7 separate regions of the Homo sapiens genome follow, and regions 1, 2, 3, 4, 6 and 7 are each linked to region 5. Evidence: chromatin contacts called from ENCODE Hi-C or POLR2A ChIA-PET data. All regions are on one chromosome and are shown on one strand. Each heading gives the region's core, a stretch centred on a gene start or an enhancer-like site at or near the end of the contact. The rest is flanking DNA. Distances are from core to core; before and after follow the strand shown.

Region 1 (3,322 bases), core at 673-3,172, 1.5 Mb before region 5:
TTTTAAGAATTGAAATTTAGAACCATTTAAAATAGAAAATGAATTCTTAGCCAAAATATGCACTCCTGGAAAATAAAAAAGGAACATAACCAAAAGGCATTGAAACTAAATCACTTCCTGAGCCATAATGAGCTTAGGTTTTTAATCAGACTAATGAGAAAAGATCTGTAATTCAGCATGGCTCATGAGTCATACCATAAAGTCTCTCCCTACAGTTTCATGGCAGGCCTTGATGTATCATTCATTAGGTACTGGAAAAGTAACATTTTCAAGAACACAATGAACTGCAGACAGACAGGAAAAACAATGAGGAAGCAGCCCTGGTCCTCCCTTCCAAACTGCCCTTTACTTCTATCAGTGTGCTCTCATTCCCTCATCTCCAAGCTGTGATTACTAGCTCTGGTCTGTATTAATTTGTTGAATCATCGATGGCCTTGGAAGTCTTGATCCTCAAGACCCATATAATAGAAGTGTAGGATGGTAATGAAACTCTAGTGGGGAAAACACGCAATCAATTAACTCTCAATTACGTGCCCTCCCCCCACAACCACCTGCAGGAGATAAAGACATAGATTTTTAAAAACTCACTGATACTTCTCTTTAAAAGGTCTGTGCAATATGACCTCAAATGTTCTAAGTATGCATCATCTGTGAGTGGGAAAAGCATGGAACTAGTGGTCTGGATGTGAAAATGTACCGTACCTGAGCAATTCCTGTAATTTAAAGACTAAGATAATGCAACTACAAACTGAAGCCAAAAAGGATCTAGGAAACCCGGAAGACCTCCTGGAGGGAGAACCAGTAGGTTAAGAGAATCTTTAAAACTGAAAGATAGGTACAACAGAGACATATGATATAAAAGCAAAAGACAGAGTTTGGCATGAAAAGATATGAAGTACTATTGGGGTCCACTACGTTTTAGCTGAGTGACCCAAAAGGCAAGTCTAAATTTCCCCAAACCTCAATTTCTCCTTCTGTAAATAGGGATAATGAGAATCCTATTTCACAGGTTTCTTTTAATAAAATGTAATAATGCATCTGAAATAAAATGAAAATTCATTTTACTTTTTATATTTACAGGTATTATTTTATAATTAAGCTTTATTGAGTATACTTTTATTATAAGAGGCATGGCCGTCCTCTCACTATTTAGCAGATACTCGGCTTTTCTATCAAGCTTTCATGTATTCTATAAGGCCGGAGAAGAAAGTTTTTTTCTAATAAACTTGTCTGATTCCTGGAGCAGTCCAACCACAATCTTTTCTTTTTTTTAACTCCCTCCCTCCTCTTCTGCTTTTGCTCTCCCTCTGCATTAGTTTGTTCTCACACTGGTATGAAGAAATACCCGAGATTGGGAATTTATAAAGGAAATAGGTGTAATTGACTCACAGATCCATCTTGCTGGGGAGGCCTCAGGAAACTTGCCATCTTGGCAGAAGGCAGAGGAGAAGCAGGCATCTTCCTCACTGGGTGGCAGAACAGAGTGAGAGTGCAAGAGGGAAATGCCAGACACTTATAAAACCATCAGATCACCTGAGAACTCACTCACTATCACAAAAATACCATGGGGAAAACCACCCCCATGATTCAATTACCTCCACCTGGTCCCACCCTTGACACGTGGGGATTTATGAAGACAACAATTGCAGGCGAGATATGGGTGGAGACACAAAGCCAAACCATACCATTCTCCTTCTTCTCCTTCTCTTCTGTGTCCTAACTCCCATCCTCCTCCTCTTTTCTCTTTTTTCTTCTCTCTTTTTTTCCTCATTTGCAAATTCTTTATTTTCTTGGTTGATGCTCCAATGTTCTTTCAGATTCCTGCCTCCCTCCCTTGGAAACCTCTTCCAGGGCTGTAAACTTAGCTGTAATTACAGTCATGGCCATAAGGGAGCAGCAGAATGCAAAGGAGCATCGCTGGAGCCTGGAGAAAGCTCAATAGGAGAGCCCAGCTAAAGCACGAGCCTGGGCCACCAGCTCCTCTGAGAAGTCCCTGACATCTCAGAAGCCACTGTGGGACAGTGGCAAATGAACAGTTATTAAAGTTAGAAAGACTAGGAGTTTGAATTATTTTTCAACTGTGTAATCTTTGGAGATACTTAATCTCTCTGCCTTGGATTTCATTATTTAAAAGATTAGGATGATATCATCGAGATAATTTTGTAAAACATTTTGTGTGCAAAACAACAAACATGGTGGCTGAGTCATAAAAGATATTTAATGAATATTTCCTTTTCTAATTTTTCACTATCACACTTGTGTTGAATTTGGCAATCTTCACTTCAGGCCAGCCTAACTCAATTTACCAATCTGCGGACACACCTACACACCCAGGTAGCTTACCAGCTGCCAATCAGCCCAATATACCTCCATTTCCAACTCCACTTCTATAGACTTTGGGTCTTCTCCACAATTAACTCTGACCTACCAAATGACAAGGAGTCAGCTTTCTAACAATCTTGGATCAGATATACAGTAAACAGCAAGAAGACTAGTGTGATAGGGTGGCTCTTATATAGCCCTCAGTGACCCCACCTGTTGTTACTCAGGACCTAGTGTCATGCTTTCCCCTAGAGTAACTATCTTGTAACCAATAAAATACAGCAACATTGAGAGGATGTCCCTTTTCTACTTAAGTCACAAAAGATGCTGACTTTGTCTTGCTTGTGGATTCTCTCTCTCTCCCTTGTCTCATTAGCCTTGATGAAACAAGGGGCGTGTTGGAGAGGCCTATGTGGCAAGAAACTGAGGGTAGCTTCTTGCCAACAGCCAGCAAGGAATGGAAGCTCTCAGTGCAACAGCGCTTATGAAACTGAATCCTCTTAACGACCACGTCGGTGAGCTCGGAAGTGGATTTTTCTCCATCTGAGTCTTCAGGTAACACTTTTGTATTGCCTGACATGTTTACAGCCTTGTGAGAGACCTCAAAGCAGAAGACCCAGCTAAGCTATGCCCAGATTTCTACTTTGCAGAAATTGCAGATAAAAAAATGTGCATTCTTTTAAGTTGCAATATTTTAAAGTAGCTTGTTGCACAGCAATAGATAACTAATAAAATTAGTAAAAGAAGTTGAGATGAGATCAAAGTATATAAGGGAGTCACATTATGTAGGACCTTATATGCCATAGCAAATAAATTGAATTTTATTTCAAGTACAATGGGAAAACAGTGGGGATTATTCAGCATAAGACAAATATGCTCTAAATACATTTTAGAAAGATTTCACTGGTTGCTCTGAGATGATTAAACTGTGTGGGACTTGTTTCAGTGGTATTTTGCATGTCTTCTTACCAAAAAGAAAATAGTTTATTCTGTCTTCAGA
Region 2 (3,371 bases), core at 192-2,691, 1.3 Mb before region 5:
AGAATGAGGGAACTGGGTATAGTAACTGTATGGGTCAAATCTGCAACTGGATGGCCATCACTTCTACTTATATTCAATTGGCAAGAATGTAATCTACCCACATGGTTGGCTACACACACCTAACTGCAAAGAAGGCTGGAAAATATAATCTAGCTTTAAGCTAGCTTTAAGCCTAGAAAGAAGAGAAGAAAACATACCATTAAACATTATCAGTTTCTTCCTTGGTGTTCCAGTCTAACTTCTGTATCTTATGGCTTGGCAGATGGTGATAAACATCATAAAGAAAAACGAAGCTGCTGCTACTCTAGACAGGTTACTCAGGGAATACCATCAAAAACCTCACAGAGTAAGACAGCAAGCTATGGGAAATAGGGGAAGACTACTCCATGTAGACCATGTTAAATGCAAAAGCCCTGAGGCACCAATAACATTGGCATGTTTGAAAATTAGTAAGGAGCTAGTATGGATGGTATTTACTTAATATTTAATTGTTTTAAAAAGATCTTAGTGAACTTTTTAATCTTCAGGACTATTTTTAGAATAAATAAATGTATTTAAATTATGAAAAAATCTGTCTTCCATAGTAGAAATTATATACCAATGATTTCGACAGAAATCTTCCTTCCATTCCCTTCCAATCAGATCTTTTTCCTCCTTTCCTATCAATAACCCTTTTCATTAGTTTTCTGTTTTATATAACCACTGTTTTTTTTTCTTAAAATCATAAGCAAATATATACCAAGTAACAAACCATTCTGGCAACCATTTCTTATCATTTGGAGATCCTCCTGTTACTTTTTGCCACTAATTAGTAATCCATTTTGTGGACATAGCATATTCCATTCAACAAAGACCCTACAGGTGTATTACTTTGTCTTTTGCAAAGTAGAGTAGCCTTCCCTAAGTCACTTACTTTTATCATTCTGTTTTACTTTCCTCAAAGCATATATCACTTCAAAAATTATCTTAATCATTTACATGTTTATTTCCTGTCCTCTCACTCTGGCATTATCAGTGCCAGTAAGCCAGATACCTTGTTTTTCTTATTTCTATATCTGCATTCCTTGGAATAGTGTGTGACACTTAGTAGAAGCTCATTTGTTGAATGCATGCTTTTGTTTTACTCCTTTAAAGCATCCTGATGGTGGTTAGTGTTTTTTCAAAAGGAAGTGGGAAGCAGGCTGTATTAGTTAGGCTTCTCCAGAGAAACGAAACCAATAGAATAGATAACTAGATAGATAAATAGACATGACTTATTATAAGGTATGATTCACATGATTATGGAGGCTGATAAATCCCATGATGTTCCATCTGCAAGCTAAAGACAGAAAATCTGAGGGCGCAATTCAATGGCCCAGCAGCCAGGGGGCTGATGGTATACATTTTAATCCAAGTCTGAAGGCCTGAGAACCAGGATCCTGAGGGGCAGAAAATATTGATGTTTTAGCTTAAGTAATCAGGTAGAGGGAGTATGAATCCAAACTTGCTCCTCCTTTTTGTTCTATTCAGGCCTTCCACAGATTGAATGATGTCTCTCCACATTAGGGAGGGCAATCAACTTTACTAAGTCCCCCAATTCAGATGTTAATCTCTTTTAGAAACACCCTCATAGACACATCCACAAATAATGTTTAATCAGATATCTGGGCATCCCATGACTCACTCAAATTTACACTTAAAGTTAACCACCACATAAGCTCGTAGTTGTAAAAAAAGGCTGCAAAGATACTGGTTTTCCATCTCAGGGGTGAAAGAGATATCCTCTGCCAGACATAGTTTAGCAACAGGCTGGGCAGGCAACCTGTGAGGTGGGGGAAGGAAACCACTCAGGAAATAATTGAAGCAGAATATTGTAATTGTTAAGAGCTTGGCTTTGGATTCTATCACTTGCTAGCTATGTGACCTTGAACAAGTTACTTAACTTCTCTAATCTGTAGATTTCTTATTTGTGGAAATGGAATAATATGTTCCTTATGGAATTGTATGCATTAAATAGGATAATCCATATAAAGGGCTTAGTGCAGTGCTTGGCTCAGAGTAAGATATCAATGAATATTAGCCATCATCGTCATTATTATTAAAGAAAAACAAAGTTTGAGCCTTCTGGAATCTGGATAAACACACTGAGAACATTATGCTTTGCTGTTGTTGTGGATACAGGGCCAGAATATTACTAGACATAGAGCTGACATTTAGAAAGAAAATATAAGCCACAGAGCCAGTAAGTGTCACAGGTAGGGAAGCTGGGTTTCAAAGTGAAGCTTTCTGCCTGCTGGCCCTGTATTCTTAGTAATATGATAGCAGAAACAGCAATTACGATAGACTGTTTTATTAGAGAAATAAATGATTTTTAAATATCTCTATGTACACGGTCTCTGAATAAAAAACTTCAGACCCACTCCTCTGATTATAAGATGCCAACATTGTCTTACACAGGGCCTGGTGAATAATGCACCATTACTGAAGGAGAGGTGGTAAGAAAAAGCAGACAAATTCAAGAAAACAAGGAAATAAGGGAAGAACAAAGAGCAAGTGGACTCCATTGTGTCTGAGTGCAGGGATGGATTCTAAGGCTTTCCTATGAATTTGTTAGGACCGCACTTAGAACTGCAGAGTTCCAACAGCTTCCTTAAAACATTTCATTTAACATTGTTATGCTCAAATAATTAAGAGTTGACTAGTAAACAGATGTCAGATGTTCAGAAATCTCACTTAATATAATTAAAACACATATACTGAATGCTCAGATAAATATGCTTTGGCCATGAGAATTTTTTAGATACTCATTAAAATCCATATTTAGCAATCTAACATAGCTTTTTAAAGTACTTTCTTTGTGGTAAGAAACTACTTTCATTTTTTAATGTGTCCCTCAGAGAGAAGAATAATTAGAAGAATTGAAAAACATACACAGTAAGGGCCATGGAAATGGTGATTATGTCTGTATTCTCTCCTAGTGTTTTGTCTACACTCAGCTGTCTTTCTGGCATTTCCTACGTGATTCACTAAGACTGCCTTGTTGTGGCAACAACTGAGTATTTCATTTATCACCTCCGTATCTCTTGTATTACTGAATGACTAAGTATTTGTGCAAATGCTGACCCCTTCAGTATACTGCCAAAGAATGGCACTGTAAAACATGAATATTACAATAAAAAAACATGAATCACATCTGTGTTGAGGTTCTTTATTGTTGTTTTTCTCCCTTTTAGTTATTTATGTAAAGCAGGATAGAGACTTTATGTAAAAAAAATTTAAACAATAGGTAAAAATTGAAAGTCCTTGTGAAGTCTTTCCTCTTAATTTCTTCTCTAGAACTGTCACTGTGATTGTTTTCTTGTTTATTTCTCTAGAACTTTTCCTTTACATTT
Region 3 (3,598 bases), core at 182-2,681, 1.4 Mb before region 5:
ATTAGTGACAAATAAAAATGTTTACAGACTTTGCCAAGTGCCCCTTAGGGTTCCTTGGTTGAGAATCACTGGTTTAGATATACAGCCTTCTCATTCTTAGCATTAGTATACAGCCTGAGTTCCTGTGTTTATGACTCCTCTTCCTGGAAACTGCATTTGCTTGTCTTCCAAACCCTCATTTACACCATTTCTGCCCCATCCAGTCATCCAATTCACCCTGCCTTAGAACGACCCCACTGCACGGGCTCCGCCAAAGGATCCAAACCCCTTCTCTGAGCTGATATCCGAAACCTGTCCCTGATCTGGAGACCGAGGCAGTGAAAAGCCAGCTTCTGTGATTGTGTATCATTTGGGTAGAAAAAGTCCTCATAAATCACCGGATTGTTTTGTGGGCCTTCGAGGGTGCTACTGGGAATGGCAGGGAGTGTGACTCATTCTGCTGTACTGCAGTAATATTAAAGAAAATAAATAACGGAACTGAGAAGGCATTAAGTGAGGAAATGAGGCACGGATGCGTGAGGCAGAGGTGATCCTACTGCACTGCATGTACGTGGATATTACCCAATTACTTGGGAAGCAGAACTTAGGAAGAGAACTGTGGAATCAGTTTTCTGAATGAACTGCAGAGTATACACTCAGATTGTACTGAATTCCCCAGGCAAGACTTTTCCTCTGAGCTCCCTTTCTGAATAATAAGGAAGTACATGCAATTGGGTTGTCATGGTTTGTTCTCTGTCTTAAGTACTACTGGTAATAATCATGCCTTATGTTTGTTCAGTGTTTCCTGGTTTACAGAACACATTCCCATATATTATGTCATTTCACTAACAAAGCAATCCTCTAGACAGGAGGAATCCAGCCAGGAGGAAAACAGTGTTCTAGAAGGGGTGTTTTGACAGGTTTGAGACAGCAGAGCATACTTGTGAGAGCACAGGATCTGGAATCTGAAGATTTGGGTAAGAATAACAGCTCAAAACAGCTCTGGTATCTTGACCATTAAACTGTCAAACTTTAGTGTTTCTTCTGTGGAGATAATAGCACTGCTACGAGGTATTCAATGAAATCAGACCTATAAATACTGAATACTGTACCCACCTCACCCTAGGAAACAGGCTCTTAAAAACAGTGGTGGAAGCAATCTTTAACTCAGGATAATCTGTAGATTACAAAAGTATAATAGCATATTTTATTGCATAGTAGTCAAGTATAAATGAAGACTTTAGAGTCAGGTGACCAGGGTTTGAATCTCAGCTCTGCTTCTTGTAACTGTGTCACTTGAAACAAGTTTCTCAGCCTCCCTGTGTCTTGGTTTCCTTATCCATAAAATAGGTGCTTTGGAGATTAAACAGGCTATTATATAAAAAGTTTTTATAACTGCAGTGTTTCTCTGCTTTGAGTCATCTATATAACAGTCATCCCGTATCCACAGGGGATATGTTGCAAGACCCCCCTGGATGCCTGAAACTGCAGATAGTAATAAGCCTATATATACCATATTTTTAAATGCATACATACCTATGATAAAGTTTAATTTATAAATTAGGCACAATGAGAGTTTAACAACAATAGCTAATAAAAAGAACAATTATAACAACATACTATAATAAAAGTTATGTGAAAATCAATACCTCTCTCTCTCTCTCAACCCAAATATCTTATTGTACTTATTTTTGGACCATGGTTGACCATGGGTAACTAAAACCAAGACAGTAAAACTGCTGATAAAGGGGGAGTACTGTACTTGGTAACTGTGATTACTCAGAGTTGACTTTAAGTACAGCATTATTCAAGGTGAACAACACTGGATTCTGTGACAGATGAAGTCCCAAATATAGTGGCTTCACACACTCATCTCTTTTCCTCCCTCTCTTCTTCCCTTCGTCCCTCCTTCCCTCCTTCCCTCCCTTCCTTCCCTTCCTTCCTTCCTTCCTTCCTTCCTTCCTTCCTCCTTCCATCCTTCCTTCCTTCTTTCCTTCCTTCCTTCTTTTTGACAGGCTCTCACTCACTCAGGCTGGAGTGCAGTGGCATGATCATGGGTCACTGCAGCCTCGACCTGCTGGACTCAAGCAATTCTCCCACCTCAGCCTCCCAAAGTGCTGGGATTACAGGTGTGAGCCACTGAGTCCAGCCACAATCCTATTTCTTGCTCATGTCATATTCCAAGGCAGGTTGTTGGTGTGTGTGTGTGTGTGTGTGTTGGGGTTTACTCCATGCAGAAACTCAGAGACCAAAACTCCTGCTCCTAGCATGCTATGTCTCTACCCTCCCCTAGGTCCTCAGATTTATCTCTTTGACAGATGAGGAAACCATGATTGGGTATGGGGATTCCCAAGGGTCAAGCCTAGAAGTTGAATATATTGCTTTTGTTCTCATTCCACTGTCCAGAACACAATCATATGGCCACAATTCACTCATGAGATCCTGAGAAATATAGTCTGACCATGTGCTCAACAAAAGGAGAGTTCATATATTAGAGAAAGCTATCAATCTAGCAAGTCTTGAGTTCAGGGAGTCTGTGCTTCCCAACAGCAGGCCTTGTAAAGCACAGCTCTACAAATGAGGCTCCTGTGCTATGCCATTTTTCTGACCCATGCAGTTTGTGTAGCCATTATTTTCCCATCACTCTGTAAGCAATATTTTGTGCTTCTGCAGCAGGATTGGTTTGGTCATAATCCTGATTGAGATCCAACTTGGAAACAACTTTTCCTCAGAGTTGACTTTAAGTACAGCATTATTTAAGGTGAACAACACTGGATTCTGTGACAGATGAAGTCCCAAATATAGTGGCTTCACACACTCATCTCTTTTCCTCCCTCTCTTCTTCCCTTCTTCCCTTCGTCCCTTCTTCCCTTCGTCCCTCCTTCCCTCCTTCCTTCCCTCCTTCCCTCCCTTCCTTCCCTTCCTTCCTTCCTTCCTTCCATTCTTCCTTCCTTCTTTCCTTCCTTCCTTATTTTTGACAGGCTCTCACTCTCTCACTCAGGCTGGAGTGCAGTGGCATGATCATGGGTCACTGCAGCCTCGACCTGCTAGGTGTTTAAACATCAGCTGAGGGTATGACCCATGATGTAGCAATCCAGTGCCTTGTAAAGGACCACTCACCTCCTTCTGAGGCTGAAAACTAGAGTAATAGGTTTGACCTTGACAGAGGTACAAGATCAAGGTGGATCTACAGGTAATAGCAGGCAAATGGAAATGAGCTCAAAGCCAGAAAAGTACGATCAGATCCTGGACAGATAAACATAAATTTAGAACCAGAAGGAATACTCAGACATGGTAAAAACTTCTAAAAACCTGGCAACCAGACACCTGCTAAGTAGTGAAGCCAGGAGACTGTGAAAGAATATTTAAAGATATTCTTTGGAAGAGACCCAGAAATAATACCATTCAACAAAAAAAGCACAGAGGCAGTATAAAGGAGGGAGTTAAAACATTGATTTTGTGATGTACAGCCCTGCATTCAAATCCAGTGTTCAAACTCTACCAGTTATGTGACTGGACAAGGTTCTTGATGTCTCTGAACTTGCGTGTTCCCATCAGTAAGGAGGAAATTAATAAATAACTCCTCTCTCAGAATTATTGTAAGAAATGTCTGAGATAC
Region 4 (3,452 bases), core at 572-3,071, 1.2 Mb before region 5:
GTAAAATGAGATCATGCTGGATTATGGTGGACCCTAAATATGATGACTGGTGTCCTTTCAAGGAAACAGAGCTTCAGAAATACAGACAGCCACAGAAAGAAGGCCGTGCACAGACAGAGGCAGAAATTTGAGTGATTTGGCTACAAGCCAAAGAACTGCAAGGATTGCCGACAACACTAAAAGCTAGGAAAAGGAGAGGAGGCATTCTTGCCTAGAGCCTTCAGAAGGAGAATGGCCCTGTGCTATTTTGATTTCAGATGTTTAATTTCCAGAACTGGAGAGAATAGATTTCTGTTGTTCTAAACCACCCAGTTTGTGATGACTTGTTAAGGCAGGAAACTACTACAGTGAGTATCCGTTAAATGGCTTCATTTTGCAGGAAAACAAAAGATTGGAATGGTCAGTGAAACATATAAAAACCGTATAAATTAAACTGTCTTATATTTTGTAACTGCTAGAGCCAAGTCCTCTGGGAAAAATTAATCATATTAAATCTGTGTTTATCTTTGCCTATTTTTCACCAACATGAAACAAAACACAGAGGTATAAATATTTGCAATAAAATGTATTTTAAAATTCAGTAAATGCATACAAAATTCTTGAAATATATATATTTTTTACTATATAAAAGGCCCAAATAGTTTCAATTCTTAATGATACAGAAGACTATACTCAATTATGTTACAGAAATTTATCTCTCACATATATAGATTATATTTTCTTTGGGGAATTTTCAGAGATATTTTAGGAACCCCTAACAATGAATAAAAACAACAGACTGTGTACCCTGCAGCATCCTGGCCTAAATCACACAGCTACTAATGTCAAGATCTCTCAAAAAGAGAGAAGATTCTAGCATAGGGAAAATGAAAAAAGAATGATACCAAATACAAAAAAAAGAGCTAAGAAATGAACGTGTAAGGAAAAGATAAGCCCAACTTTAGGAATGAAACCTTTGGACCAAGATAAGAAAATATAGGCTAATGTTGGATTCCTATTTATCACCTAAATTAAATAAAATATGGGGCTCTTAGCCATAAACTCTCATCTTAGGAGATAAAAGTAGAGAAAGTGGAAAGAAAGATCTATTAAAAAGATACCAACAAAAACTAGAAGGAAACTGAATTCAGATGCAGTTGCCCCAGTTTGTAACAAGCAGCCTAACCCTTTATATAGAAACCTGTGTTGGGTGTCTTTCTTATTTTATTTTGTTTTGTTTCACCCTTGAACTAGAAACTGAACTTATAAATGTAGTATAACCAGATTTATAAACTGTAGATAAATACTACACATGGAAATATGAAACAGCTACTATAATTACACAAATATATGAATAACAGTAGTAGCTGCTGTTGCATTTTCTAACCCAACTTCTCTGCCTTCCCTCTTTCCTCAGAGGGACTCCATCTGATAACCATAATGAAATAAACATAGATGATCATTGCCATCATAAGCTAGCACATGTGCTCTTGCTATATATCAAATTTTACTCTAATTTATTTATATATACCATCGATTTTATCTTCCTATTAATAATAGAATAGATATACCAATATTACACATGGAAAACTGAGGTTCAGGGAGCTTAAATGAGTTGCCTCAACATCCCTCACTGGTAAATGAAAGAGTTAGAATTCAAACCCAGGTAAGTCTAACACAACAGCTCATGTTATTAACCACTGACTTACACAGTTTCCCTTTGCCTTCATTTTCTGTATCCTCATTTTAAATTGACACAAAAGTAGAGCCTGTGATATTCTGTAGACTGGACGGTTATAACGTCCAAAATGGGGGAAAAATCTCCTTACGATGCTTTGCCCAATCACTTGCGAGATTCTCTCAAATACTTTGTGGGTGGAGCCATCAAAACCTTGGGCCTGGTCAGTCTCTTCTAACATTACCCAAAAGGGTGAGAAAGTGGGAAGAAGCAGAAATTTCTCACGACATCCTAAACTTACAGGTGAAGAATCTGGCTTGCTAATGCCCCAGGTTCAAACCTTGAATGCCTATACTTTGAATGGATAAAGATGTATCAAAGCGAAAGAACAGCTTTCAAACCAAGAAGGAGAGACAACTCAACCAGTCGATGAAGGAGGAAAATCAGAGAGAAATTAGGGAGCTGCTAATAAGAGGTCCAATTGTCTTCCTACTCCCCTTAGTCAAAAATTGATTTTATGCATGTATGAATGGGGAAGAACAGATAGTTAGAAATCTTCATAGGCCTGATGGTGCCTTATGCTTGGTAGAAAAGGGCAGGTGGGATCTGGGCAGTCTGCTGCTTTGATTGCTCTTTCTGCCCTCACAATCTATCAAGAAGACAGAGCCATCCCAGAGGGAGAGTAGAGAAAGAAACCAATGACTAGCCAATATTTTATTAATTTTAATTGTCACTATACAAACGAGCATTTGAATTTATTTTAGAAAAAAGATAAAGACAGAGAACAGCAAAAGGAAGATAATTTTTTAAATAATTCCTTATAAGAGGGATGACTATTTTAACATCATAATAGTTTTTTTCTTTTCTATTCATTTGCCTCTAATATATCGAATGCGATTATAACTGGCTAATTTCTCTATGACTGTATATTTACATATCATATATGTCTGACTATAAATAAATATACTTATTTCTACAAAAGTAGAGTTATATATACCACATAGTTTTCTGTAACCTCATTTTCCCTCTTAGCAGCATAATATGAACTTTTTCTATATCAACAACATAAATTTGTGAAACTTAAATTACGAAAATTTGTGGTACAGATTAGTATTAACATATTTAAAATCATCTTGTAAGAAATTTTAATTATTTTATTTATTCTATTAAAAATAATATTGCAATGAATATGCTTATTTGTCTGATTAATTCCTTGGGTAAGATTTCTAGAATTATATTTTGGTTCAAAGAGTATGTCATCTTTTGATATGTGTTTCTTTCTGGGAATGTTGTACTGGTTTACTCCCACAAGCAATATATGAAGATACCCATTTTCCAACACCCTCGCCCACACTAGGCCTGGTTAATGGCATATTTTAAAACTATTTTATGGTATGATACTTATGTGTAGGATGGAAACTCTAGTATTAAGTGTCAATGTTGAGATTATTCCCTTATTGAGTGAAACAATGAAACCAATTATTTACTGCTTGATAAAGAATAGATTTTCTGAAGAATATTAGCAATTAATGGTAGATTATATTAAGGACGTGAATATTAATAATTATGGTAGATTACCATAAATGTTCGTGCTTTCAAAATATTCTTGGATTAACAGCATCAGAAATTTTAGTTTTAATGACTTGAATTATTTATTAACTTTCCCATTATTAGCATAATATAAACCAGTATCATTTTATAGCCAAAAAAATAATTAATCTGCACCACAGTTCCTCTTTTGTGAGTCATCAAATACCACCTACCTGTGACAAGTTTCATGAGCCATTAGAAGGGA
Region 5 (3,316 bases), core at 137-2,636:
ACGTGTGTTTGCTGGGGCTGGAAGTGAAAACATCTGCAAAAGCATGCAATGCCCTGGAACGGAACTCTTCTAATAAAAGATGTATCATTTTAAATGCGCTGAATTTTGATTCTGGTAATTCGTGCACTAGAGTGTCTATTTCGAGGCAGCGGAGGTATCATATGACAGCGCACGTCAAGGCACCGTGGAGCCCTCTCGTGGACTCCCACCCACTTTCCCATTCACCGCGGAGAGGGCTGCTCTCGCTGCCGCTCCCCCCGGCGAACTAGCATGAAATCTCCCTGCCTCTGCCGAGATCAAATGGAGCTTCTCGCTGATGGGGTGCGAGTATTACCTCCGCCATGCAATTTCCACTATCAATAATTTAACTTCTTTGCTGCAGAACAGAAGGAGTACATACCGGGCACCAAAGACTCGCGCCCCCTCCCCCCTTTAATTAAGCGAAGGGAACGTGAAAAAATAATAGAGTGTGGGAGTTTTGGGGCCGAAGTCTTTCCCGGAGCAGCTGCCTTGATGGTTACTTTGACAAGTAGTGACTGAAAAGGTGGGTTTGTTTTCTTTCTTTCTCTTTCCGTTTTTCTGTTTGGTCGGCTAGAAAGCGTGTGGCTTTAGCGAGGTCTGTCATTGCCTGGGCTTCCTGGCTGGAACAAGTAACTTGGTGTAACGTTATCTGGGGGCGTTCATCAATAAAAAATGCTGTTATTATCTTGATTGAATTCCTATTAGGCAAACTCTAGAGAGGTCAGTGCGCGAACTCTGTTTAAGCCGGCGTGTTTAAGGCAGCAGAGTAAACCAATAGCCCCCATGCTCTGTGCGATTTCATTGTGTGCTCGCGTTCGCAAGCTCCGTAGTGCAGGAAGGTGCGGGAAGGTGTGTCTGTGGCCCGGGAAACGCACGCCCTCTCCCAGAGAACTTGGGTGCTGGGATGGGGAGGAAGGGGAGAGTTGAAAGCTAGGGGAGCGAGACCTCGGGGCGTGCGATTCTCACTCGCTCCCTCCCGCCCCAGCGCCCACAGCCGGGGTTTCTGCAGAGGGCGCGGGACGCGGGGTTCCCCGGGGCTGAGGCTGGGGCTGGAACACCCCTCGAAGCCGCGGGCGTCCTGTCCAAGGCGCCCCAGGAGGGCGCAGGACTCGCAGGGCGATGTCGCGGGGCCCTAGGGGAGGAGGTGAGGACAGGCCCCGGGGGAGCGGGGAGTTCCGGGCGCCCCTCGGTTCCCCGCGCGAGGAAAAGACGCGGCGTTCCCTTTAAGCGGCCGCCTCGAACGGGTATCGGTAGCGCGGGCGAGCGGGGAGCGGGGGGCGGGGGGCGGGGGGGGGGGGGCGGCGCCGTTTGACCAATCGAAGCTCAACCGAAGAGCTAAATAATGTCTGACCCGGGCGCAAGGCGCAGCCTGGAGCTCCGGGTCCCCGACGCTGCCGCCGCCGCGCCCGGGCGCACCCGCCCGCTCGCTGTCCCGCGCACCCCGTAGCGCCTCGGGCTCCCGGGCCGGACAGAGGAGCCAGCCCGGTGCGCCCCTCCACCTCCTGCTCGGGGGGCTTTAATGAGACACCCACCGCTGCTGTGGGGCCGGCGGGGAGCAGCACCGCGACGGGGACCGGGGCTGGGCGCTGGAGCCAGAATCGGAACCACGATGTGACTCCGCCGCCGGGGACCCGTGAGGTTTGTGTGGACCCCGAGGTAGGCAAGCGCTGGGAATGGGGCTTGGTGCAGGAGCTGCCCGTCCGCGGGAGAGAGTTGACTGGGGGATCCCCCACCCCAAAGTTGTGGGACGAGGCCAGTCTCCTTCTTTCCTCCCCTCCGGTAGAAGGGACGATTTGGAGTTACTCTTGGGGAGTTTTCTCCCCCATCCCACAACCCAGAAGGTCAGCCGGCACCACCAGGGAAAAAGGGACCCGGGGAAGTCACGAAGTAGAGGAGGGAAGGCCTGGAGGAGACCCAGAGCTGCGTGATGGGAGCAAAGACGGCGACCCGGGGATCCCTCGCAGCCCTCCCCCAGCCCAGGAGTAGTCGAGAGAGACTTAGGGGGCCAGAGCTGTCGAGGGTCCTGACTGAGGGGAGGGTGCTGGGGCTAGGCTAGGAATCCTTCCAGGGGGTGGGTGGTCCCCGCGCCGACTTGCGGGGGGAGTGGGAGGGAAGCTTGCGCCTTCAGCCCGCATCCCTTCCCCGGAGCTGCACACGGCTACCTGCTCCCCAGGAATTGAGACTGAAGTGGACTTACAAGTCCGAAGCCAATGTAGCTTGGAAAACTTGGGAGGCGGAATTCCTACCGCTGGGAACTGAAAGGGTCTGCGACACTCTCGGGCAGGCCGAACCCACATCTCTACCCATCCTGCGCCCCTCTTCTGAAGCGCCCTCCAGGGAAGTTAAGAGTTTTGACTTTCGGGGAGTGGTTGGGATGTACGTGGGGGATTCTTGACTCGGGTTAGTCTCTGGGGATGCAGAGCCGGGAAGAGGAATGGGTGAGTGAGTTACTCCTGGAAAGAAATAGCTGAGGATTGGGGGCTCTGTGCCTGACGGGCAAGAAGAAGGGGAGATTACAGACTAGGGGCATCCCTAAGGAAGAAGCCTCGGGGCTGCGAGGGTGAACTGGAGGATGCAGTGTTTGTGTGTTGGGGGTAGAGCGGGGATGAGGGACCGGGGTGGAGGGGAGGCGAGGAGGAGGAGGGGACCCAGAGAACGAAGCTAGGGAAGGTAGAGGGTGCCCTCTGCCGGCCATGCTGCCAAGAGCAGCTACTGGGGGCGGGAGGCTGGGGGTGGGGAAGTGGTAAAGGAAGGTTTTGCGGGATCCCTTAGAGAGCTGGTAGGAGGGACTTGTTGAATGGTGCTGCTGACTCCAGCTCGGTGGGGCGTGCGACTCGTCGTCGGTGGATTTTGACTCCTCGTTCTTGTTTGGCTTCTATGCAAGTTTTCCTCGCGCTGGGGGAGCTTTGATAAGCCTCGATTGGCGGTGTGTTAGGGCTTCTTGGATCTTATTTTAGGGTCCTCTAGTTATCCTGCACTTACTCCTTAATGTCAGTAGCAACCAAAGAACATTTTCCGACAAGCACGCAGGAATGTTCTTGGCCAGAAGCAAAGAAAGGCATATTTCTGAGTGTTTATTAATCCTCCTAGTAATCTTTTAAAGCAAAGTAATATGTAATTGGGAACGTTGATTTTCTAACTGCATATAAAAGGCGACATGATATTAAATGAGACCCCTCCCTACTGACTCAATATCCTGCAAAATCTCTCTCTCCCCTTTATTATTATGGAAAAATCTATTTTTATATGAGTTTGTTGTAAGGTCAAAAGCCATTTTGGTCTTACAATTTGATAT
Region 6 (3,326 bases), core at 614-3,113, 1.5 Mb before region 5:
AACACATGATTTGTTTTTCTTTTAACCAAACTGAACTGAATTAAATTGGATTGAACTGAATGAGGCTCTGGATCATGAGAGACAGTCTGAAAGAAAAGTCAGACCTTTGAAAATACACCAAGTGTGAAATGAGCCAGGGGAGAAAGTGATATATAGGAAGGTAGTGACACAAACTGGCCTATGACCAAACTGCCCCACTCCAAAGGCATAAAAATCAATGGCGGAAGAATGGATAGGATGAAAAAGGAAGACAGTATGCAGAGATCATGTAAGCAGAAATAGATAGCATGCCTGTTTATTTCTGCTTATGTGATCTCTGCATACTGCAACTATCTTGTTTTCCAGCTGCAGTGGCCCTGTACATGGTTAGGGCTCAACTAATATTAGCTGCTTGCTTTTCCTATTCTTTTTCCAATCCGTAGTAAAACCATGGTTTTAAATAAGTAGTAACTGAACAATACTATGGGCCAAGCTGTGCTTATGACTTACATGCTACATCTCAATTAAATTTCACAAAAAGCTTATCAGATATTTACTTTTAGTATCTCCATTTGAAAATGAAGAAAGTAAGTCCTAGAATGATTGAAAAAAGTTTTCTGAAATGGCACATGTAGTAGGCATGTTCTGAGTAAAGGAAAAAAATACATACATGAATGCACAAGTTCATATTCTAGTCAGCCTGATAGCCATTGCCTGCGTATTAGGTTTTTAGAAGAGCTAAAAGTAAAAGAACACTGAAAATGAGCTTAAGAAGTTTTCTTAAGTCCTAGGTTCTTCTTAGAACATCATCTACCTGCTTTCTATTTTGCTCTTGTTTTCTGTTAGTATTCTTTGCATACTTAGCCTATTGATTCCATAATAGTCAATACCCACCTTGTTTATATTTTTGAAACTATACAAAAATAGATGCATCTTTCTTTTCTACTTAAATGTGGAACAGCTATAGACAGTTCTTAAGTGATTCAGAGAAGAGTCTTTATATGTCTCTCTCTATGATGCATCCCTTCATGCAGTTCCTATTAGTTTGCTATCTGGCACCTTCCATTAGCTAAGGATATTCATTATCACAAAACTGTTTAATAGCACTAATTTAATACATCAAGAAACATGCTAACATAGCAAGTAGGTCTTTGTGTAAAAGCTACTTAATTATGCCCTGGAGTCATACTACCTCAATTAGAACACTAGCTATACAATATATTTAATACTTTGTGAATTTAGGCAAATTTCTTATCTTCTCTATGCCTCAGTTTCCTTACCTATAAAATGAAGATAGAAATAATATTGATCTCCGCATTGTTTGTATAATGATTGAATGAGTTATTATAAATAAATTGCTTAGAAAGGCACACAGGAACTGTGGTATATAAATGTTAACTGGTTTTTAAAATGATTTTCCCAACTTTATTGCCCTACAAAATGATGATGTACCCACTTTTCCCCCTAAGACCCTTGGAAAATATGTCTTTGGAGAGGAAGATGGAGAATGACAGAGGAGGAACAAGAACTTGAAACCAATAAGAGAGGTTAAGTCCCCCCACTCTGAGGGATAGACTTAACATCTGACCCATCTTTCAGCTGAGAAAGGCTTGACACTGGAATTAGATTTCCCAGGGAACTAAATGTACAATTCTCTCTCTGAAAGTAAAGTCCCAACTGCAATAGGGAAGCTTTAAGAAACAAGTGACATAGGCTCATTCCCCTTGGTAGTAAGGCAAGACAACAGCAATCTGTGTGGAGAATCGAAATTCATTCAGACCCATGACTTCACACTACATTGTGTTTTCCCTCTTGGGGAGGAAGTTTGGAATGCATAGCAACTCTGTGATCCAAAGCAGCTTGCTTACCCCATAATGTGATACAAAGTGGGTAAGAGTCAGGAGTCTTGAGAAATGAGTCAGAAGATATTACTCTTTTGGTTTTGAGTTGCGGAAGCTCTGCTGGCATCCACTGCCTGCAAAGCTGTTTCTGTCCCAGATAGAGGTGAGATACATGAATGTGGAGAAGGACACAAAACAAAGCATGGCGTTGGTACTAATCTGATCAATTAATCTGGTAAAGGGTGCCGTCTGACTCTAGAGCTGTCCGGCAGGAAATGTGTAAAAGCCCCACAGTGAAAAACATGATTTCTGTTAATCTCCTGCTTTCATCATGCTGATCCCTTGAGGCAGCCATGCTGGCTTATGAAAGGCTTGTCACTGGCTCAACTGCTGCCTAATGTCCTTCCTGGGAGGAATCTGGCCCTCAGATTTACCTAAAGTATGAAACACCATTAACTGCTCTCTTATTAATCCAGTGTGTGACTGGGAGTCAGGGTTTTCTAATATTTCCCCTTCTGTTTTCAGTCAGTCCTTGGCTACTCAACATATGTGTCTGTCAGTCCCCTGCTCTAACAATAATCATGTTTGAAAATCAGAAAAAGAATGATGTAACCTTGAGTATGGGCCACATTGCTATTCATTACTTGCTGGAAATGAAAAAAAAATGCAAACAAGAATTACTCTTCATAAACTTGGTTTAATTCTTGTGAGCAAGTTTGTGAGTCATTTTATGAATGGCTCCCGCTTCAAATTAGGGCTCCTGTTTCCGCTTCCAATGAGCCTCTAGTATTACATCTAATATTGTTTCCTCTCAGCAATTGAAATGTACATCCCTGCTGGGTTGGTAAGAATAGAATTTCTTTCCGGAATTCTTTCTTCTTTCTGAATTGCTTCATTTTACTTCCCCCAAAACTAAAATAATTTGTACTTAAGACCAGACAAAATTAACCTCATGGCTTGTTCTCCTTTCACTTTGCAACCTGACTGCTTGGCAAAGAAGGCTGCTTTCACTCATGCTCCACTTCCTCACCTCTGTGAGGTGGCAAATGAACTCAAAGGACATGAGAGCTCACCTCTGTGGAAGCAGATATAGATGAAGGGCTAGGACAGAGCAATAGGGTGGCACGGATAGCATAGCCCTGTGCTACAAAGCAATAGGGTGGCACATGTGGCACAGGTACCACAGGGCTATACTACCTGGGCCACATGTGCTGGCCACAAAGCACCTTAGGGATTTGTCCCTGGGAGAGGCTTCACTGTCCTTAGGTCCATCTACAGAGACCAGCAGCTATGTAAGTTAGGCTAATGCATGCTCCAAAATCTTGTTTCTGTGTCCTTGAGTATACCAAGCAACATCTGTAACATCTTCTAACGTCTTCTTACCTTCCTTATTTTCAAAGGGAAGGCTTCCATCATGTTAATAAAATATATTCATTGCAATTTTTCTGTGTACATGGCAGACATTACTTATTTAAAAAAAAGCTCTCTCCTGCTGAAGCTGGGTGT
Region 7 (3,739 bases), core at 752-3,251, 1.1 Mb before region 5:
TATCATTATGCTGTGTTCCTCTTGTTAATATTTAAAGCTTCTGAAACTGTTTTTCCCATATGCTTTTGGACTAGAATGAAAAACTTAAGTTTTCCATTTTTATGAAGCCTTGTAAGAAATAATCTCATTAAGAGATTACTATTCTCTTAAGAAAAGATAATGCTAATATAAACAACATAAATTCTTACTAAATATGAAGAAAAGAAAAAGGTAAGATTTTATAGAATACATTTCATCTTTATCATACTGTACTGTTGACCATTAAACTTGATTAATAACAATGATACAGCAATAATCATAATTTTTCAATGTGAAATTTCAGGTACATTCCCAAACACTTTACATATACTTTTGTTAAATTATATACTCACTACTACTATACAATTATTTTTCTTTTTTTTTTTTGAAACAGAGTCTCGCTTTGTCACCAGGCTGGAGTGCAGTGACACAATCTTGGATCACTGCAACCTCCGCCTCATGGGTTCAAGCAATTTTCCTGCCTCAGCCTTCCGAGTGGCTGGGATTACAGGCGCCCACCACCATGCCCGGCTAATTTTTGTATTGTTAGCAGAGATGGGGTTTCACCATGTTGGCCAGCATGGTCTGATCTCTTGACCTCGTGATCTACCCGCCTTGGCTTCCCAAAGTGCTCAGATTACAGGCATGAGCCACCGTGCCTGGCCTACCACTATTTTTCAAATAAAGAGACTTAGTATCAGCGATTGAAGAAACTTGCCTAAGATTTCAGAGTTGTAAGCACCTAACCTAGAATTTGTGCCCATATCTGTCTAACATGAAGTGAAATCACTATGTTATTCTGCCTTTAAATTTTATAGTTGGTGTTGTTAACCAGATATGATAATGGAAACCACAAAACATGTACATTAATCTAGATGTTACAGACTCAATGAAAGAGTGACTATTATTTGGATCATAAATCCCAATTTATGGGATGAAATGATGAAGTCATATGATCAGAGGAACTATCTTCTCTGAATTGAGGGGCTGATACATCAATACAGGATATTTTAAGGACACTGAGGTTTTGAGCACTGAAGAAGATGCACTTTCTGTGTCCTGATAGAGTGGGGATCCCAGCTGAAATGTAACGGGTTGGGGTACAAAAAGGGCTGGACATCTTTGGTAAATTGCTGGAAGAGTCCTATCTAAAGTTAATTTTAATAAAGTGCATCTTACAGAGCCATGAACAAAAAGGTGGACCCAGTTTGAAAGCCAGAATCAGAGGAGAAGAACAAATCTGACTGCAATAAGCTGTTTCTTAGATTGATCTCCAAGTACAGCCACTTCCTCAGACTAGATTCTAAGATTCTAAATCAGTGTTAATGAGAATATGAGTGAAGGGGATGGGAGGGGACTCTATATAAAACACCAAAGTTTTCTCTCTCTTCAGATAAATCTTACCTGTCTTTAATCAACTCTACAGCAGTTCACTACTTTGATAAGGACACTTACTCCTCTCACCACCCAGCTTATAATACTTTACTCTTGAGTAAGACATCAGACCTTAACGAGGCTATTCTAGCTCTTATAGGCATCAGGTTGCAGCATTCTCTCCCTTATTCTCTGTAATTTACCTACTCTGGATTTTTTCAGATCCTGAGAAGTTTCACACTCCAACTGGCACAGAATCTTTGGGTGATTTCTTTTGCTGTGATAATGGACCCCTTGTTCCCACTCTGTGCATCCCTACATTACTTAGCTAGTGCTTACTAATCCTTCAAATCTCATAGCAGTCTCTTCCTTTAGAATTCTTCCTGTGATTGTGGTCTTGTGTGCGTCATTATTGGACTTATTTGAGTAAAGTCTGGCTCTTCTACTTAACGTGGGTGCTTTTGCTAACTATTTTATATCCAGCACCAAGCACTATGCCTGGACTGAGTACACATTCTTTAAATGTTTGCTCCATGAATAAATGGACTTTGGTACCAACGGAATGCTGCTTTAGAACCCTCTAACAGGATATAACACAAGAGAATGAAAGCCAATCCCTCCTTCTTTCACAAAAGAAAATTACACAGCCCAGTGATCACTTCCTGTGTCCCATCACAGCATGAGACTGGCAAGAGCTGGCAATGCCCTGCAGCATCAGACTGCAGAACTCTGTAGAAGCTATGGAGGTTCCTGGCAGTGTCTGAAAAATGTAGTGACATTTTTACATTTAGTGGGAGTGGGAGTCTAGGCAGGAGACAAGTGGAAAATTAGTATCACCAGGTAACTAGTCAAATTGATGATGGAGATATTTTCTTGATCATGTTTGAGACATCTTCTAAGAACTCTCAAAACATAACTCTTGAAGGTTTTTAAAAATCTGAATGTCCTGATTTGGTAGATTCAGGCTCAAGTATTTAAAATTTCAAGACGAGTGTGTTAATTTCCCACTAATCCAGACCAAGGTCAAGGCCCTGTTAGAGGAAGAAAGTCAGTGATCGCTGACTCATGGCCAGCAATTAGAATGTAGGTGCTGGCTCTTTGCTCATAAACCACATGATTTAGGACAATTAGAGGATAATGTTGCTTCGGGATTTCTACATTTAGCATTTGGGCCTATCTCTTGTTTTATTATTTCTTTATTATTCTATAGTTGTAGATGTGCTTTCAGAATTTACTGAGCCTCAGTATTTAGAATAATGTATTGCTGTTAATGTGTTTTTTTAGCCACAATCTTAAACATTTCCATCTTTCTATTACTTGGAAACCATATTAGTTAATACATCAATTTCATAACATTGCAAAAAGATTTAAGACATTACACATATTACCCTAATTTGCTTCTTAGGATAATATGTCAAGATTTCTCCCCATATATATATATTTTTCAAACAACCATTCCAGATGTCTTTGGCTGTAGTTTGCTCCCAAGAGGGAAGAGTGTGGTGATGGACCACCCAGATTCTTTTTGCTAAGCTAATGCAATGGGAAATTAAGTCTTTGCACTGCCATCAGTCCCCAAGCCTTCCATTCCTTTTTCTTGTCCCTTAAATTATTAGCAATTCCTGTTGTTCATTTTTTTAAAAGCATTTCTATGGGCCTTTCATCTTGTGCTCATCTCCCCTCATGGTTTTTTTTTATATATACTTTAAATTCTAGGGTACATGTGCACAACGTGCAGGTTTGTTGCATATGTATACATGTGCCATGTGCGTATGCTGCACCTATTAACTCATCATTTACATTAGGTATATCTCCTAATGCTATTCCCCCCCTCCCCCAACGTGGATGAAGCTGGAAACCCTCATGTTCTTAATGCCAGCAACATCTGCTGGTCCTGAAAAGCTTGCTGGCTGATACACTCAGATTGTTAACATAATACTAACAGTCAAATACTTGGTGACTCATGACCTATCAATTGACTTTCAGCTCTTGTTCTTTCAGTTTAAAACTGGCAAATTAAAAAGAAAATACATGCAAATTCTGCAAACAGAGACAGCCTTTTGTCAGCTGGAATCGAATTTCCTTGTAGTCTTTTTTCAATGAATTTCTCAACTTTTCTTCTTCCAGCACACTCCCTTTTACCTCAATTTTTGCTAAGGAGTGTTTCATTTTCTTCTCATTCTTCTCAGTTGCCTAACTCTTACCTATGAAGCCTCTCTCAAGTCTATATTTTCAGTGAAGCTCTCACTCACTAATGCAATAGTTGTAGGCTTCATAGCTACTGGGAATCTCCATCCAGATGTGCCACAAGCAATTCACTTCCTGTGCTCCTAAAAAGAATTATCAC

The links. Hi-C counts contacts between places; a loop is a spot of excess contacts on that map. ChIA-PET counts read pairs that join two places held with the same protein, here RNA polymerase II (POLR2A). Pooled maps may share reads with other maps.
Region 1: a loop to region 5 is called in a map of endothelial cell of umbilical vein, with 18 times the contacts of the local background. The contact joins the enhancer-like site here to the promoter of BDNF in region 5. A Hi-C loop is called at or near these places in 23 of 168 maps with a recorded cell type or tissue (A673, Caco-2, Calu3 and 19 more), 37 of 37 single-sample maps with no recorded cell type and 31 of 50 pooled maps. POLR2A ChIA-PET finds 5 or more read pairs at or near these places in 6 of 52 experiments (A549, AG04450, IMR-90 and 3 more).
Region 2: a loop to region 5 is called in a map of endothelial cell of umbilical vein, with 15 times the contacts of the local background. The contact joins the enhancer-like site here to the promoter of BDNF in region 5. A Hi-C loop is called at or near these places in 8 of 168 maps with a recorded cell type or tissue (A673, Caco-2, GM12878 and 5 more) and 5 of 50 pooled maps. POLR2A ChIA-PET finds 5 or more read pairs at or near these places in 1 of 52 experiments (endothelial cell of umbilical vein).
Region 3: a map of endothelial cell of umbilical vein shows a loop between it and region 5 (6-fold over the local background). The contact joins the enhancer-like site here to the promoter of BDNF in region 5. A Hi-C loop is called at or near these places in 1 of 168 maps with a recorded cell type or tissue (endothelial cell of umbilical vein) and 2 of 50 pooled maps. POLR2A ChIA-PET finds 5 or more read pairs at or near these places in 3 of 52 experiments (AG04450, OCI-LY7 and SK-N-SH).
Region 4: a map of A673 shows a loop between it and region 5 (2.2-fold over the local background). The contact joins the promoter of LINC02742 here to the promoter of BDNF in region 5. A Hi-C loop is called at or near these places in 1 of 168 maps with a recorded cell type or tissue (A673) and 2 of 37 single-sample maps with no recorded cell type. POLR2A ChIA-PET finds 5 or more read pairs at or near these places in 2 of 52 experiments (Caco-2 and HCT116).
Region 6: a loop to region 5 is called in a map of A673, with 7 times the contacts of the local background. The contact joins the enhancer-like site here to the promoter of BDNF in region 5. A Hi-C loop is called at or near these places in 2 of 168 maps with a recorded cell type or tissue (A673 and IMR-90) and 1 of 50 pooled maps. POLR2A ChIA-PET finds 5 or more read pairs at or near these places in 2 of 52 experiments (AG04450 and BJ).
Region 7: a loop to region 5 is called in a map of endothelial cell of umbilical vein, with 12 times the contacts of the local background. The contact joins the enhancer-like site here to the promoter of BDNF in region 5. A Hi-C loop is called at or near these places in 5 of 168 maps with a recorded cell type or tissue (Calu3, IMR-90, PC-9 and 2 more) and 3 of 50 pooled maps. POLR2A ChIA-PET finds 5 or more read pairs at or near these places in 7 of 52 experiments (A549, A673, AG04450 and 4 more).

What each region holds. Positions count from the first base shown.
Region 1 is chr11:29,158,336-29,161,657 of GRCh38, reverse strand. No RefSeq gene overlaps it. Among named protein-coding and RNA genes, the nearest start is that of LINC02742, 260 kb to the right of the region's middle. Within about 2 kb of position 1,922, at least 2 of the 41 ENCODE cell types and tissues checked have a DNase peak (open chromatin) inside an H3K27ac peak, as active enhancers do; they include IMR-90 and endothelial cell of umbilical vein, where a contact is called at or near this core.
Region 2 is chr11:29,018,506-29,021,876 of GRCh38, reverse strand. The region is part of intron 1 of LINC02742 (long intergenic non-protein coding RNA 2742); the gene reads right to left. Among named protein-coding and RNA genes, the nearest start is that of LINC02742, 120 kb to the right of the region's middle. Within about 2 kb of position 1,441, at least 3 of the 41 ENCODE cell types and tissues checked have a DNase peak (open chromatin) inside an H3K27ac peak, as active enhancers do; they include PC-3 and endothelial cell of umbilical vein, where a contact is called at or near this core.
Region 3 is chr11:29,117,069-29,120,666 of GRCh38, reverse strand. No RefSeq gene overlaps it. Among named protein-coding and RNA genes, the nearest start is that of LINC02742, 220 kb to the right of the region's middle. Within about 2 kb of position 1,431, at least 5 of the 41 ENCODE cell types and tissues checked have a DNase peak (open chromatin) inside an H3K27ac peak, as active enhancers do; they include endothelial cell of umbilical vein, where a contact is called at or near this core.
Region 4 is chr11:28,900,606-28,904,057 of GRCh38, reverse strand. LINC02742 (long intergenic non-protein coding RNA 2742) reads right to left here and starts at 1,821. Exons shown (of 4, transcript NR_183752.1): 1 at 1,689-1,821. The region is part of intron 3 of LOC105376604 (a long non-coding RNA gene); the gene reads left to right.
Region 5 is chr11:27,698,525-27,701,840 of GRCh38, reverse strand. BDNF (brain derived neurotrophic factor) reads left to right here and starts at 1,386. Exons shown (of 2, transcript NM_001709.5): 1 at 1,386-1,677.
Region 6 is chr11:29,184,273-29,187,598 of GRCh38, reverse strand. No RefSeq gene overlaps it. Among named protein-coding and RNA genes, the nearest start is that of LINC02742, 280 kb to the right of the region's middle. Within about 2 kb of position 1,863, at least 3 of the 41 ENCODE cell types and tissues checked have a DNase peak (open chromatin) inside an H3K27ac peak, as active enhancers do; they include A673 and IMR-90, where a contact is called at or near this core.
Region 7 is chr11:28,834,678-28,838,416 of GRCh38, reverse strand. No RefSeq gene overlaps it. Among named protein-coding and RNA genes, the nearest start is that of LINC02742, 66 kb to the left of the region's middle. Within about 2 kb of position 2,001, at least 5 of the 41 ENCODE cell types and tissues checked have a DNase peak (open chromatin) inside an H3K27ac peak, as active enhancers do; they include A673 and endothelial cell of umbilical vein, where a contact is called at or near this core.